2 separate regions of the Homo sapiens genome follow, and region 1 is linked to region 2. Evidence: chromatin loops called from intact Hi-C (ENCODE). Cell type or tissue: dorsolateral prefrontal cortex. All regions are shown on one strand. Links, peaks and the distances in the headings refer to the core of each region. The heading gives the core; the rest is flanking DNA. Region 1 has its middle 130 kb from the start of KITLG. Region 2 has its middle 220 kb from the start of KITLG.

Region 1 (8,347 bases), core at 283-8,282, 90 kb after region 2:
TCTCAGAAATGCCCATGACTACTCTCACACTCTCCACACAAGGCGAAATGTGAGGAAGGCTAAAGTGGATTGGAAAGAGACTGTGATCCCAACCAATTGCTGTTAAAATATTATAATTTTGAAAATGTTACAAAAACAAATGACCATATGAACCCAGTGCTAGCTCCCTTGCTGGTGCCTTGAAAGATGCCAGCGCAAGCTTCATTTGCTTCTCTATAAATTCACCTCTGCTGTTTTTCTTGCCTCACTGGTTGCATACAGCTTCTCCTGGAAGTGAGCTCTTCATCTCTAATTACTGTCAAAACACTACACGCACCTATGGTTGGCTCTTATGTCAGCTGTGATTGTCTCCCCACAGTCAACAACAATCTGTGTGGCACTATTGAAGTTTCTCCTTCAGTGACTTTTTATAGAATTTCATCTGACTGCTTCATAGACAGCCCTTTTTAGCTTAGTGGACAGTAGCTGGTGAGGTATCTGGGTTTTGTTATCGACCATTGTTAGGAGATGACCAGCTGAGCACAGTGGGAAGGCGGCCATTAAGCTTTGTTGCAGCAGCACTGGCTGTGCTTCAAGTTCTTAATGTTTTTCTCTTGCCATCTGATGTAGATTTGATACCAGCACATAGGGTGGAGCCTCTATGGATACACATACAACAGCAGTATTATCAGTGTTCACTTTGATTACACGGTTCTTGATTCAATTCATCACTTGCCCAGACAGGAACTGCATTTACTTACTTGTGCTGACACCTGACTCTGTTTTACACCTTGAAAAAGTACTCAGAGCTTTTATTTCCTTTCACCCGTAATGTAGATTTGCTCAGCAATATGATATACATTTGTGCTTACCATGGATTTTGCAAGCACTTAGATCAGAAGAATACTTCTATAAGGAAAATGTTTACCTAACAAAGGAATTTTTGCAGTCTAATGTTATTCTGTGTTGAGCATCTTCTCTTTCACCTAAAAAAGTAGTTCATTATTCTAAGTTAATTAAATTATTCTAAAGCTTTTGTATGCAGCACAGAAATTTATTTAAACTGGCAATATTGGATTAAATAACATGAATTTATTTTATACTAGCACTCAGAGAATCTTTAGATTATCCAATAGGTTGACAATAACCATTGAAAGAAGCTTTTAAATTTATAATTAAATTAATTATTCTTCTTCTTTAGTTGCACTAACCAAGTGCTTGTACTAAGTATTTCACAGGTATTATTTCATTTAATTCTCAAAGCAAAACTGTAAGGAAAGCAATGTTAGCCTTGTTTTGAGGAAACTAAGCCTCAGATAAGGGATAAATATGCCCAAATTCAAACAAATCTGTGATTCAAATATGGGTCTGCTAATACCAAAGCTAGTGTTTATAACCACTTTCTATCTTCTGTAGTTAGTAATTTGGCCAGCAAGAAAGGATAAATGTTTCTAACTATCTCTTTAAATATTGAATAAGTCAGAATTATTTCCCTATCTGAATGTATGATCGGTTTGGATAATTGAAAAAACTAATTTTTCATCTCACAATGTTGAAAGCAACTAAATCTTCATCATATTAAAAATGCCTTGAATTAGTATTTGGTTTGGTCTGCATTTTTTAGTTAATTAATTTTAGCTGTTCTAATTCCTATTAGGCAGTTTTACTCAAAGTGGGTTAAGCACCTGAGGATCTGTAGGCATGTTTGTTAAAGGAAGAGTTCTAGGCCACATTCCAAACCAACAGAATCAGACTCACTTGAGCTAATGTCAAGAAATATGCATTTTAAACTAATAATTAGATAGTGATTCTGAAGAGCCTATTTTGCCTTTGGATGATTTCCCCTTGCCTTTACCGTGATTATTTCCTGGGTAGTCATTTATATGTTCCTTTAAAATCTGGATTCATAATTTTAGTTAACTGGTTCTCTAAGGAAGGTCTCTCTGGTAGTCAATAGGCTTGTTCACAGATATTCTGGTTCTTCTCCATCGAAGCACATGATGAGATTGCATTTCCCTGTCCCCTTAAAATTAGATGTGGCCATGTGACTACCAGGGGCCAGTGGAAATGCATAGAAGTAACTTGTGCTCTGTTCTCTAGCCCCAGGAACCATCTACATTCCAGACAGTGGAGACTTTGCCAGCCTGCATTCTTGTGTGAAGCTTGGAGGGAGGAGAACCCCCAGCTGATCCCCACTGGATCTAATAGAGCAGGAAGATAGGAGCCTGGGTCCCTCACAATGTGAAGCTTCTATCCTTCCCTGAAAAGCCTACCACTGGATTTGTTTTACATGAATGAGAAATAAACCACTATTTTTCAGATTTTTATTTTCTACTATCCCATATATCCACAGCACTATATCTGACCATAATTATTTACAAACCAGGACTTTTTCACTAACTAATTGTATCAATTGATGGTGACATCCTTCATAAATCTGGGCATTTTTCTTCACTTGCCAACAAAAAGGTAGTTGTGGGTACTACGGCTCCAATGAAGATGAGATAACTGAGATGATACAGGCATCATACATTACATGCCTTCCGGAAGTGAGATGTGACTCTCATACATGTAAGCCAGTCTTCTAAAATGATATTCTGCATTTTCTGGATCACTCTGCCTGCTCATCTACTATCAGTGCAGCATCGGTCAGCACCCTACCAGGATAAATGGAGTTTATAAAGGATTTCTGGCCTCACTCAGAAACAGCTGGACAAATGAGTTTTACGAACTCATCAAAGATCCGTAAGCAATTTATATAGGAACTTCAAATTAGCTGATAAGCACTTTTATTTTTGGTCCTCGTTTATTTATTGCCACTTCACACTGATCAACTTCAACTAAAATGTTGCTGTTTTGTGGCAATCTTCTAATCATCATTTGTGTAGTATTCTGAAGTTGGCAGGGTATCGAGGACTCAGAGTTCAATACTTGAATTTTACATTTGAGGAATGTAAATGGCTAATCAAGAGCCATCCGCTAAATTCAAGTTAGAACTGAGAGCCCCGGACTCTCAGTTCATCGCTCTTTTCTCTCAGCTAGGCTTCCCTAGAAGGCCATTTCAGATTCCTTTCCTCTACTTGAAATTTAATCTTAACTCGTAGCATATACTCACTCAGCATTTAGCTGAGTGAGATCTTTCAAGCTGGGTCCAACTTGTGCGTTTCTTCCAGTCTTATCTCAATATCTCTCTGGCATTTTGTGTGTGTGTGTGTGTGTGTGTGTGTGTGTGGCCCTTCTTAATGTTTTCTCCTGAATTCCTGAAGCAAATTCCTTCTTTAATCATTCTCCTTCTTTTGGGGCATCTGTACTCTCTCTCAGCCAGTTTCTTCTCTCCTGCTTACACATATACCTAGGTCTTTCCTATTTTTATATAGTGGACATATTTTAATGTTTTAAATAAAATTTATTGTACTGTCTGAGCTTTCAAATTCTTTTTCATTCTCGGGGCAGCTTTGCTCAGAAATGGTTATTGCAGATCATTTATTACTCACTGCTTTTCTTTTTCTTTATTTAAAATTTTAGATTCAGGGGTATATGTACAGGTTTGCTACATGGGTATATTATGTTATGCTGAGGTTTGGGGTATGGACCCCGTCACCCAGGTAGTGAACATAGTACCCAATAGTTAGTTTGTCAGCCTACATCCCTCTCCCACTCTCCCTGCTCTGACTGTCTCCAGTTTCTATGGTTTCTATCTTTATGTCCTTGTATACTCAATCTTTGGTTCCCACTTATAAGTGAGAACACGTAGTATTTGATTTCCTGTTTTTACTTTTCACTTTTTTATGGGATTTTTTTTGTCATTCTGTGACACTCTTTTTCTCTTTACCCCTTTTCCTGTTGTTGATAAGAAATATCCTTGTATTCTTAATAGCTAGCATAGTGCCTGGCATATGCTGAGTGTTCTGTAAATTTTTTAAATAAATAAATGATTAAAATAGTAGAAAAATTATGATAACCCTTAGGAAACCTGACTCTTCATTAAACATGCTTAAATAGGAACCAGGCTATGTGTACAAATATAAACATAAACATACATACAAAGGAGGAGCTCAGAAGCTTTTTATGTGCTCACTATGCATTCATCTGTTCAAAGCCCCTTACATGTTATTGTCTCATTTGATAATAATAATAGTTATTATTATTTTAATGGTGACTGCAGATAGTGCTCAGAATGGGTTAGGTACCATTTAGATCACATTACTGTGTATTCACAAGAACTCTATGTGGTAGGCACTTTTTTACCTTAACAGAGACACAGAGAGAAATAGCTTTTGCATTTACACAGCTAGTGAGTAGGAGAGTGAGGACTTGAACTTATGCATTCTGACTCTAGAGTCTATACTCTAATCACTCTTATCACCCAAGGTCTCACAAGTAGAGTGGGTGTTCCAAAGAAAGCATACTCTGTATCCTACTCCAAGGACCATTTCCCTAAAACATCTTCCTTTCCAGCTTCCATGGTAAGTGACTAAATTTTTTTATTATTCAGTGATAATCTTTACAGAAGGGACTTAAAGAACTGAAAAATAAACCCTACAAAGGTATCATGCAAAATAAAAATGATATAAAGCTGTAATCAATCATTGACATTTTAGCATAAAATTATTTATCAGATAAACATTATTGGTCCTTGACTCTTAAGGAAATTGGACATGAGACAGACAGTAAGTCAAGTTTTGAAATTTGGACAAATTAAAAAGCCTTTGAATCTGCTACCATCAAAGTACTCTATACTGTGTGATTACTTCTGTCTTGCCTGATTATGCCTAATTTTGAATATATTCATTTTATTTTAGATTATATATTTCACTTTGCATCATATCATTGGGACCAATGATTTCTTTCTTTAGCTCAAGCTGCATATCTTAAGAAGTATTATTAATAAGCATAATTTAGACATATTTCTCTCACCTGAAGAAATAATCTCCAATTTTATAGTATAAGTCTAGTGGGAAAGCTGTGTCTAATATAGAATTTTGCTTTAGCAATTACTTTTATTTACATCTTGTTTCAAGACACAGCCATTGAGCTAGGTATTCCTGGGTGACAGCCAACCTCTAATTTTTATTTATTGCCTGCGCCAACTTTGTGCTTTTTAAGCTTCTAATAAAGAACACTTGGTTTAAGCAATTTTGTAGTCATCCCTCATGTATGGGACCTCATGTAACATGTTTTGTAATGACATACATCATCTTTTATAATAAAATTTCATCTTATGAGTCTTTCAAGTAGTAAATCCCTTTTGATTTCTCAGCAGGATAAAGTTCTACATGTATATTATACATGAATCATCTGTTTTCTTTAGCAATTCACTGATCTCATAAAGCATGCATCTGGGTAAAGAACTACTGAAGATTTAAACCTCCTTTATTTGGATGAGATATGTATTGAAAATGAAAAATTGTTAAGCTAACAGTAGCAAATTCCATGTATTTGGAAGAGTGATTTCATCAAGCTTTTCTCTAATCCATTGGATTTTAAAACAATTCATAGTTACTTAAGAGTTTACTTAAATAGTAACCCTCAGACAGCAGAACTTTCTCTGGAAGCCTCCCTCAGGAAATAGTCTTGTGTGTTCTCTTCCTTGAATAAAACTAAATGGCAAGATTAGGCAATGGATGGATACTTTCTAATTGTTCACTTTTAGAATGCTAGAACTCACGTTAATTTCAGAGGAACTTCAACTTTCATTTTTCAAGACATTATTATAGAAACAGAGCATTTGGTGAAATGTTAACAGGATATCAAATTATGGATCTTCCCATTTGGAAGTGTTATTAGCCAGAGTTCTCAAGAAAGAAAGAACCAATAGGATGGGTGAATAGATAGATAGATCAGTGAGAGGGGATTTATTGGGGGAATTCGTTCATGCAATTATGGAGCCAGAAATGTTCTACAATAGGCCCTCTGCAAGCTGGAGATCCACGATGCTGGTAGCGTGGCTCAGTCCAAGTCTGAATGCCCTGGAACAAGCAATGCTGTAACTCAGTTTGAGGCCAAAGACCCAAGAACCCGAGTATGGAGAAGCACTGAAGTCCAAAGGTCAGAGAGCCTCAGGTTCTGGTGATGTCCAAGAGTAGGAGGAGAAGGATGTCTCAGCTCCAGGAGACAAAAAGAGAGAAAAATCATATTTCCTCTGCCTTTTTTGTTCTATCAGGCCCCTAGCTGATTGGATGGTGCCTCCCCACATTAAGGGTGAATCTTCCCTACTCAGTTCACAATCACACACACCTATCTCCTCTGGAAACACCCTCACAGACATATCCAGAAATAATGCTTCAACAGTTCTCTAGGTATTCCTTAATCCAGTCGAGTTGACATCTAAAATTAACTGTCACAGGGAAGTTAGGCCAAGATCCCAAAGCTGAGAACAGTAAGTGCCAAGTACTCCCACGGTTAAGGCAAGATGGGCCATTTATAAAGGAAGTGGCAAAAAAAAAAAAAATGTTCTGCCAGTGTTGGTTCAGATTGTATCAAAGAATAATTCAGTAGGAGGTAAGGGATGGGAGGGTGTCTTAGATCTGGCTGTTACAACACATTACAATAGACTGCGTGACTAAAGTAACAAACATTTATTTCTCATGGTTCTGAAGGCTGGAAGCCGGAGATCAGGGTGCCACCACAGTTAGGTTCTTGATGAGGGTCTTCTTCCTAGTTATGTTTTTGCATGGCCTTTCCCTGGTGTGTGCATGCAGGAAGAGCTCTCTCTTTCTTCTTCTTCTTTTTTTTTTTTTTTTTTTTTTTTTGAGATGGAGTCTTGCTCCATCACCAGGCTGGGGTGCAGTGGCACAATCTCGGCTCACTGCAACCTCTGTTACCCAGGTTCAAGCAATTCTCCTGCTTCAGCCTCCTGAGTAGCTGGGTTTACAGGTGTGTGCCACCACGCCCAGCCAACTTTTGTATTTTTAGTAGAGACGGGGTTTCACCATGTTGGTCAGGCTGATCTCGATCTCATGACCTCGTGATCTGACCGCCTCGGCCTCCCAAAGTGCTGGGATTACAGGCATGAGCCACTGTGTCCGGCCTCTTTCTTCTTTTTATAATGGCATTCACCTCATCATGGAGGTCTCACCTATGTGACCTCATCTACACCCTCAAAAGACCCACACCTCCAAATACCATTATATTGGGAATTAGGGCTTCAACATATAAAGTTTGCAGTGACCCACACATTCAGTCCATAACAGAGAGTAACGGTTATTTCAAGAAAGAGTTGCCCATGTTCTTGGATATTTGAATTTCATCCATTAAGAAGGTCAAAGTAGGCAGACTTCAAGAGGGCCACTCAAAGTCTTAGCCCATGAGCTCTGAAGTTCAGAAAAAACACAGAGACTAGAGCTTGACTTCCATCTGGAAAAGTTGAACAATTGGCAAGTTTTGCCAAAAATTAATGGAAGGGGAAAAATTTGAGTAGGAGCAAGGTGAGCCTCCCTGCATGGTGGAGCACAGGTATATCTTTTTTATGGCCCAGAGATGACCCATGGTAGGTAGACTGCCATAAGCCCTCTTGACAGGTTTTACCCAAGAAGACCACCTAGAGGGCTGAACCCTAGTGGAATAGGATACATTGCCAGAGTCCGGAGGTTTGAGAGCAATCATATCTGGATAGCTAAAGGAAATACGAGTGGTATAGTATAGCAACTGAACATCTGAGAGAGAAGATCTCTAAGGGACCCACGGAGGCACCCCATAAAAGAAGCATTTGGTCATCTAGCTCACCCAGAAGGTACCAATATCTGATTACATTAGGGGAAAAAAAGGAAATTATGCTTTCACATATGACGGTGTTTTTAAAAGCTATGGCAGCTTCTGGAGAGTTTACCCATGAGTGCAAAAGAATAAACCAACAGAGCGACTTTAATGGGGATGGTAAGAAACAATAAAGTTGCCTTCTGTTTGAGCCCTAGTGAGTGCAGCTCGATGAACTAGTTGAAATCATACAGATTTTAAGGGAAGAGAGTTGGAACTCTGTGATTATCCAAAAATGAGTCTCAGAAACATTGCAATGTTTCTTTTCACAAAGGTCCTTAAGATAAGATAAAGAAAATTAATTTTAAGAAAGCCCCATTGAGTTTTAGAAGCTGAAGTAAAGTATTCAACCAGAATATTAGAGCTGAAAAGGAAGAGATAATTTTTATTGGATATTAACTAGAAAGGAGTAGATATCAAATAATATTTCTTACCCTGAATGTTGTCTTGAAATAGTCAAGCATGAAACCAAAAACATAGGCGATAGAATTAAGTGTTTATTTCCTATTACTACCATAACAAATTTAGTGGCTTAGGCAATACAAACATGTTATCTCACAGTTCTGTGGGTCAGAAATCCAATGGGCTCATCTGGTTCCCCTGCTCCAATTTC
Region 2 (8,347 bases), core at 256-8,255:
GTTATACCTGTTATAATTGTATTGGGCTTTGTATGTTATATTTGAGTTGTTTTGTTTAGGTTTGTTCTAATAGTCCCAGCTGCTATTATACTTCAGTTAATGCTTGATAGCTGGAGGAAGACACTAGAAGAGGTGTGACATTTTCCCTGAATTATAGAGAATGAAGAAAATATTAAGAATAGACAGAATCATCTATTTAATTTACCTTTAAAAATTGAAAAAGAAGGGATTATATTTACCAAGTCCCTAATTTATGTAATTGTTTTGCTTATACCAGTGTTCTCCTGGGACCCTCATGATACTTTGAAGTGAATCCCATTATCCACTGTTATATAGAGTCCTGGAAGAACTACATAACATCCTTCAAGTCTACCAATCAGTCATTGGCAGTGTTAGAATTCAAACCTTGATTTGCCTAATTTCAGCATCTCTTTTCTACAAAGTTCCCTTACAAACAACGAAGAAAGAGGAAGATAGAACAATACACTTCTTGAGCATCTGTAATAGACTAGGCCTTGTGAAAGATGCTTTATATACACATTTTCTCAATACTTCCTGATATGGTTTGGCTCTGTGTCCCTGCCCAAATCTCATCTTGAATTGTAGTTCCCATAATCCCCACGTGTCATGGGAGGGACCCAGTGGGAGGTAATTGAATCATGGGGGCATTTCCCCCATGCTAGTCTTGTGGATAGTGAGTAAGTTCTCACGAGATCTGATGGTTTTTTAAGAGGCTTCCCCTTCACTCAGCTCTCATACTTCTCCCTCCTGCCATCATGTGAAGAAGGACATGTTTGCTTCCCCTTCATCCATGATTGTAAGTTTCCTGAGGCCTCCCCAGCCATGCAGAACTGTGGGTCAATTAAACCTCTTTCTTTTATAAATTACCGAGTCTCAGGCAGTTCTTTATAGTAGCATGAGAATGAACTAATACACTTCCCAAACCCCAGTCTCTCATCTACTATCATGAACATTTTTGTCACTAAAACTAATGTTTTTTCTAGATTGCCTTAAAAAAAAGGAAAAACAAAACAAAATCTAAAGGAAATTCAAACAATGTAAATGGAAATTGAGTACATGAAAATCTTCACCAGTGACACACATCATATCCATTATCAACACTTCTGAATAGTTATTCTAAAAGTTCAGTTTTTAAAGGCTTAAAATATTTACAGGCGTGCCCAAACACTGTGCCTATTACTCATGTTGTTGTCTAAATTGGATACACAGGGGCCTACCCACTTTGTCCCTAATTTACATAATAATAACTGGCACGTTTCATGTGTAAAAACCCTATTTTAAAATAAACATATTCATAAACATATATAATTATTAAAATTTAAAAGATTCCCATAAAATTTATCTCACATGTAAATAAGGTAACCAGCCATTCCAACTTGTCTCAGGCAGTGGGACTTTCTACGCTAAAAGTGGGACAATTCCACAGACAAGCCAGGAAGTATGTACTATATTGGGAAAATATGGCATTATCTCATGTAATATTTATCCAGCCATTCAGTTAGATATAATTATCCCTCTTATATACTTGAGAATCCAGGCACAAGGTATCTTCTAAAACAACTACTATTTTTTTTTCAGGTAGAGTCTCAGTGTGTCACCCAGGCAGTGGCACGATCAATGCTCACTGCCACCTTGACCTCCTGGGCTCAAGTGATCCTACTACCTCAGTCTCCCAAGCAGCTGGGATCACAAGTGTGCACTGCCACACCTGGCTAATTTTTTTTCAATCTATTTTTTGTAGAGATAGGGTTCTCACTATGTTCCCCAGTCTTAAAACAGAGACTATCAAATCACATATTCAAAACTAGGTCTTAAAATAGATAGATTTTAAAATAGATGGATTTTAAAAACACTACACTTTTTTTTTTTGTCCAGCACATTTTCTCAGGGAAAAATAACATTAACAAATAATATGCTAAATTCTGACTCAATTAAGAAACTTTTGAGCTTTCTAACCATCCCTCAGATCCCTCTCAGCCTGTTCAGGATGTCCAGCATACCACCCTGTCCTCCTCCATTTATTCTGCTCTTTGTCAGAGCTGTTGCTATAGCCTCTCCATTTTAGCCCTCTCCCCATGGCCCTCTTCTACTTTATCTCTTCTCGTGTGGCACTCTCAAATTCCAGGAAAAAAACTTTTTTTTTTTTTTTTAAAAAACCTCCTCCCCTTTTACCCAAACCAATCTTGAATCAGTGTTTTCAACTCTCCCTTGCAATGAATTCTGCCTTACTCTCTAGGATCTTTCTTTATGCACATAAACTTCTGGCAGTTCTGCTTCACTGGACTTTGCCAGGTCATGTGGCTATTGTCAGGTCATGTGGCTATTGAGAATTTGGAATGCAGCCAGTCCAAATTGAGTAGGCCAGGAACTATAGAATATACATAGGATTTTTTAGATTTAATATTTTACAAAGTAAAATAGATCATTAAAATATGTTATATTGATTAAACAAGGGAATTATAACCTTTTGAATCTGTTAGGTTAATGAAAATATAATATTGAAATCAATTTCACCTGTTTCTTCTTTTTTTTAAAAAAAAATGTTGCTACTAGAAAGTTTAAAATGACATCTATGGCTCATGTTTCTATTGAACAATGTTGTCCTACAGTATCATGATACCTTCACATAGCTGAGACTAGAGAATGCATCTAGCAGGGGAGTTCCCATCCATTCTTATTTTATTTATCCATCCATCCATTCAGTTATGTAACATATACTAATTAGGTTTTATGGGTATACCCACTATACCCACTATATGGATATAGTGATGGAAAAATAAACACAGTCATTCTCTTCATTTATCTTACAGTTTAGTGAAGGAAAAAAATCATTAACCAAATATTTCACAAGTAAATGTATAATTAGAAGCTATGTTAAATACTAAGTTGGAAAGACATCCCCTTATCTGCAGGGGATACGTTGTAAGATCCCCAGTGGATGCCTGAAACCAAGGATAGTACTGAAACTGACTGCCGTCAATCAGAACACATTTCTGTTTATGTCTCCCATCCACAAATTCAATGCCTTTTCCATCTTAACAAAGCACTTACTATGGGCTGTGGCTGTAAGTCTTGTAGTTGAGGTTCCACAGCAAAACTAGCATACATTTCTTTTTCCCTTCTTAATTTCGTGGACATAAGATTTGTTCTTACTGTAGATCTTAGCAGTCTCAGTATACAATTTTTTTTGTTTTCTTAAGTCAAGAGCTTTCACCTTTTTAATTAAAAGGAAGCACTTTGCAGCTTCTCTTTGACATATCCAAATTGCCAGCATCACTACCCTTGCACTTTAGGGTCACTACTAAGTAAAATAAGGGTTACTTGAACACAAGCACTGTGATACTGTGACAATTGTTCTAATAACCAAGAGGGTTACTGAGTGACTAAGGGACAGGTAGCACAGACAGTGTGGATATGCTGGATGATTCATGTCCCAGGCAGGGTAGAGTGGGACACTGCAAGATTTCATCACATAACTCAGAAAAGCATGCAATCTAAAACTTATGAATTGTTGATTTCTGGAATTTGCCATTTATTTGTTTTAATGGCAGTTGACTGTGGGTAACTGAAATTTTAGAAATCTAAACTGTGGATTGGGAACAGGGTGTGGGGGGTACCTATTGCTATAAAGGAATACCTGAGACTGGGTAAGTTATAAAGAAAATACTTTATTCAGCTCAAGGTTTTGCAGGTTGTACAAGAAGCACGGTACCAGAATTTTGTTCTGATGAGGAAGCTTGCCCTCATGGTGGAAAGTGAAGTGGAGGGAGCAATTGTGATTCAACATATGTGAAGGGGATAGATATCCAAACTATGTTAATGACTATATGGATTATAAGAGCCAGACAGAAGGTTACCTAGTGTAGACTATGTTCATGGAGTATAAAGAAATGCCTCTCTGAGGGACTGGGCATTTGGCCTCATAGCTAAAGTATAAGCAGTGGTTAAACTAAGGCAGAGTGGGATAAAAAGAGAGAAAGTATCATTTCAGATGAGCCTTTTCAGGGCATTGGAGCAAGAGGGCTTATGGCACCAAAACAGAACAAGATAAAAGCAGTTATCCAAATGAAGTTAGAGAGGTAAAGACCAAATCACAAAATCTTGAGGAGACAAGGGGCTGGAGGGAGACATCAGCAATGGCTTTTGCAAAGTTGTATTGACATGGTTGAAGCTCGTGGGCAATTTTTGTTAGGGTAAGGGGCTCTATCAAGGTTATTTGTTGTTGTTTGTTATATTGTTTGCTTTTCTTCCTTTGGCACAGCTTTGAAAATGTGCCATGAAAATGTGGAAATGCCAGGTATTTTTTTTCTTTAGAGTTTAATTACAGAGCTCTTTTTGGCAAGGTTATTTGGACTTAGTCATGCCAAAGTAAACGTTCAATAAGGATAGAAAAGAAGAGGACTTTCTGGAATTTATATGTAACCTTCACACCTCCTCCCACCCTGACAGCCAGGCAGGAATCCAACTGAAAGAACCAAAAAAGAAAAAAAAAAGAGAGAAAAGAAAAAGAAAAAAGTTTCTTAAGGGGAAAGAAGGGATCTTTTTTGTTATTCATTCTCATCCGAAGATTATTTTCTTTATGAGCTCTTCTCTATACAAATCTTGGTAGATTTGTTTTGTTGCTATTTTTATTTCTTGTTTTGTTTTATTTTTTGTAAGACAGATTCTTTACTTGATTATTACTAAACATTGGCATCAGTTCTAAGAATGGTTGTGGTAATACGTGCAAAAGCATAATTTGTTATCAAGTGCTGCATAAAAATTATTTCTGTGATGCTTAATCAGTGAAGATCACAGCTTCCCGCTCAAATGCTATCTGCATTACTTATACATATCCTCTTTTATTCAAATGAGTGAAGAAAGAAAAGGAAAAGACTTCACAGTGAAAGATACAGCAAGTCATTTCCCATAGTTATAAACTTCATCCACTTAAACTACAAATTATTCTGGGAAAAGATCTAAAAATAACCATAAATCTGTAGGACTGCATGGGAAATTATCATTCATGCAGAATTGCTGTTTGTATTTTTGTCTCTCAAATAGACTACTTTCTGTTTTACTTTTTGGACAACACATGGTTAACTGGTTTAGGACATTATAAAACATTAGGGAGACTGACCTATTTCCTGACATGCTATGCAGATCACATTCAAAATATGCTTTATCATACCTGCAGCAAAAATAAGTATGCACTGGAAACTTGTCACTGCAGCTTTTTTTTTTTTTTTGAGAAAACCAAATGTATTTACTAATTTATAAGACTTTTCAGAAAAACCTTTCCAAATAACATAAAAAGAAAACTTGGAGACAGATTAAAATTTTCCAAGTGGAATCAAAGTTTAAAACTAATTAGATTATGAATAAGAATACATAACTGAAAAACTATTTAATGATGCTGATTTTAGACTGGAATGGATTATCCACTTTATGTGTATGCAAATTTCACTATCCCTTGTCCTTTTTTCTCTTATTTTCTGATACCAACAGCTTTGTTTCTTACAATCACTCAATCATCTTTAGCTTGTTTTCTTTCCCTTTCTTTCTGGAAGAAAAGTAGAGGAGCCCAGTGACCTTCCCACTCTTTTTATTGCATAGAAAAACAAGTTACTACCTTCAAGAGTGACAAATTAACTATACTAAATTATAAGCTCTGGCTAGAATCATTCATCCATGCTCATTCAAGCATTTCCATGAGTTAGTAAATGCCCGGGATGCTCTATATGAGAAGTTTAACTTGAATGTTTAACAAGAACATCTTTTGCCACATTATTTTCTCTAACCAACTCCTTATTCATACTGGATGCTGAAGAATCTCACCACTACTTTAAGAATTATGTCAAAGTCTAAAATCTTCATAATTCCAGGTTGTGTGATAAATTTTAAATTCTTGTGATGAAGATGTTGGGAGACAGAGAGTCTGAGCTTTCTTTCTGAGTGTCTCCTTCCTAATGACTTCAGAATCCTGGAATAATCTCAATAGGACCAGAGCTGGGCACATGCCTTTCTATTCTGGGTTGTAAAAATTTTGCATTTAGGATTGTTGAACAAACACGGTTTTGATTTTTTAAAAATTCTTTTTTAATTTTGGTGGGTACATAGTAGGTGTATATATTTATGGGGTACATGAGATATTTTAATAAAGGCAAACAATGTATAATAATCACATCAAGGTAAATAAGATATCCGTCACCTCAAGCGTTTATCCTTTGTGCTACAAACAATCCAATTATACTCTGTTATTTTAAAATGAATAATAAGTTATTATTGACTGTAGTCATTTTGTTGTGCTATAAAAGACTAGATGTTATTTATTCTATCTAACTGTATTTTTATACCCATTAACCATTCCTACTTCCCCTATCACCCCCCACTACCTACTTCCCAGCCTCTGGTAACCATCATTCTACTCTCTATCTTCATGAGTTCAATTGTTTTAATTCTTAGCTCTCACAAATGAATGAGAACATGTAAAATTTGTCTTTCAATGCCTGGCTTATTTCACTTAACATGAATTCTGGTTCCTTCCATGTTGATGCAAATGACAGAATCTTATTCTTTTGGATGGCTGAATAGTACTCCACTGTATATATATACCACATTTTCTTTATCCATTTATATGTTGACAGACACTTCAGTTTCTTCCAAATCTTGGATATTGTGAATAGTGCTGCAATAAACATGGGAGTATATTATCTCTTTGATTTACTGATTTCTTTCTTTTGAGTATATATACCTAGCAGCGGGACTGCTGAATTATATGATTTAGCTTTTGAGGAGCGTCCAACTGTTTCCATAGTGGTTGTACAAATTTACATTCCCACCAACAGTGTACAAGAGTTCTCTTTTCTCCACATCCTTGCCAGCATTTGTTATTGCCTATCTTTTGGATAAAAGCCATTGTAACCGGGATGAGATGATTTATGGTTGTAGTTTTGAGTTGCGTTTCTCTGATGATCAATGATTTTGAGCATGTTTTCATATGCCTGTTTGCCATTTGGATGTCTTTTTTTGAGAAATGCCTATTCAGATTTTTTGACCATTTTTTAAATGGGATGATTAGATTTTTTCCTATAGAGCTGTTTGAACTCTACATATTCTGGTTATTATTCCCTAGTCAAGTGCGTAGTTTTTAAATATTTTCTCTCATTCTGTAGGTTGTCTCTTCACTTTGTTTATTGCATCCTTTGTTGTGCAGAAGCTTTTTAACTTGATGTGATCCCATTAAGCACAGTTATGATTTATAAAAGTAAATATTTGTCACCAAATAGAGTGCCGATTACAGTACTAGGCTGAGAAACAGCACGACCAAACCCCTGAGATAAGAGAGAGCTTGGCTTGTTCAGAGGAATGCAAATGCTATTGTTTATTATGATTGGAGCTTAGAACACAGAAAGTTGGCACCATGACCTAGGGAGGTGAAAAGGGGCCCAATCGTTATAGGCCCTGAATGCCATATTAAGGAGTTTCCAAGTCACTGTTTCTTGCCACTGAGGCTCCTTCTCCCTCTAGGGAAGGCAAATACATTCTTTCCCATGCTTCCACCATTCAGACCCACTCTGGTGGATAAGCTTTGCTAACTGTCACAATCTCAACTTTAGTTAGACCAAAATCCAAGCTCCAAGTCACCCATTGCATTATTCCCTGCATCAACAGAAGGAACTCAATGAGCTGTTAACTATAGCTAACCAAGCCACGTGCAATTCTCCAAAGATTTCAAATATCCAGCCATGAACAAATAAATGGCTATGAAAATGTTTTTTGGTATACTGCATTGTCTATTCTGAATGAGTACTTGATAGTTCATAATGTTAATTAGGAGAAACAAGATGAAAAGAGGGTTCCACATTCAATCACTATTTACCAACACTCCATTTTGTGCAAGGCTAGGGGTTCTACTACACGCTAAAGGATATAAAGGTAAATAAAGCTCAGCTTCTGCTTAGAGAGAACTTATAATCTTGCAGAGTAACAACCCAGGCTTACTATGGAGGGAAATAGCTGGGATTTGGAGGCAATTAGAAAAAGAATTTAACACGTCTAGCTTGCACAATGCCTGGCTCAAAGTAGGTGCCTGAAAAATGCTGCTGCCGTTGATGAAGATGTTATACAGGAAAGTGCCAGGAAAATTATTTCTAACAGTGAGGAATACGGGGCATTTATTCTTTATGCAGAACATTGAAGGCTGAATAAGATTTCAATAAGTAAAGATTTAGGACATGATTATTCCCAGATGATCTAACCTGATTAAATGAAATAGCAGGATTAGAAAGTTCAAGACAAGGTTTGACCAGGAGGAAGCTCTGAAAGAAGCACAGTTCTCAGGGAA

The links. Hi-C counts contacts between places; a loop is a spot of excess contacts. Peaks named below come from ENCODE experiments on the same cell type or tissue, not always from the same donor. Only the 100,000 strongest peaks of a DNase experiment are listed, where the experiment ranks them.
Region 1: it touches region 2 in a loop (6-fold over the local background); 1 of 110 quality-filtered maps calls a loop at or near these places.

The regions. Positions count from the first base shown.
Region 1 is chr12:88,448,216-88,456,562 of GRCh38, forward strand. No RefSeq gene overlaps it. Among named protein-coding and RNA genes, the nearest start is that of KITLG, 130 kb to the right of the region's middle. In dorsolateral prefrontal cortex, for the core only: no CTCF peak of the experiment used is centred there; no DNase peak of the experiment used is centred there; H3K27ac peaks cover 649 bases.
Region 2 is chr12:88,358,241-88,366,587 of GRCh38, forward strand. No RefSeq gene overlaps it. Among named protein-coding and RNA genes, the nearest start is that of KITLG, 220 kb to the right of the region's middle. In dorsolateral prefrontal cortex, for the core only: no CTCF peak of the experiment used is centred there; no DNase peak of the experiment used is centred there; H3K27ac peaks cover 528 bases.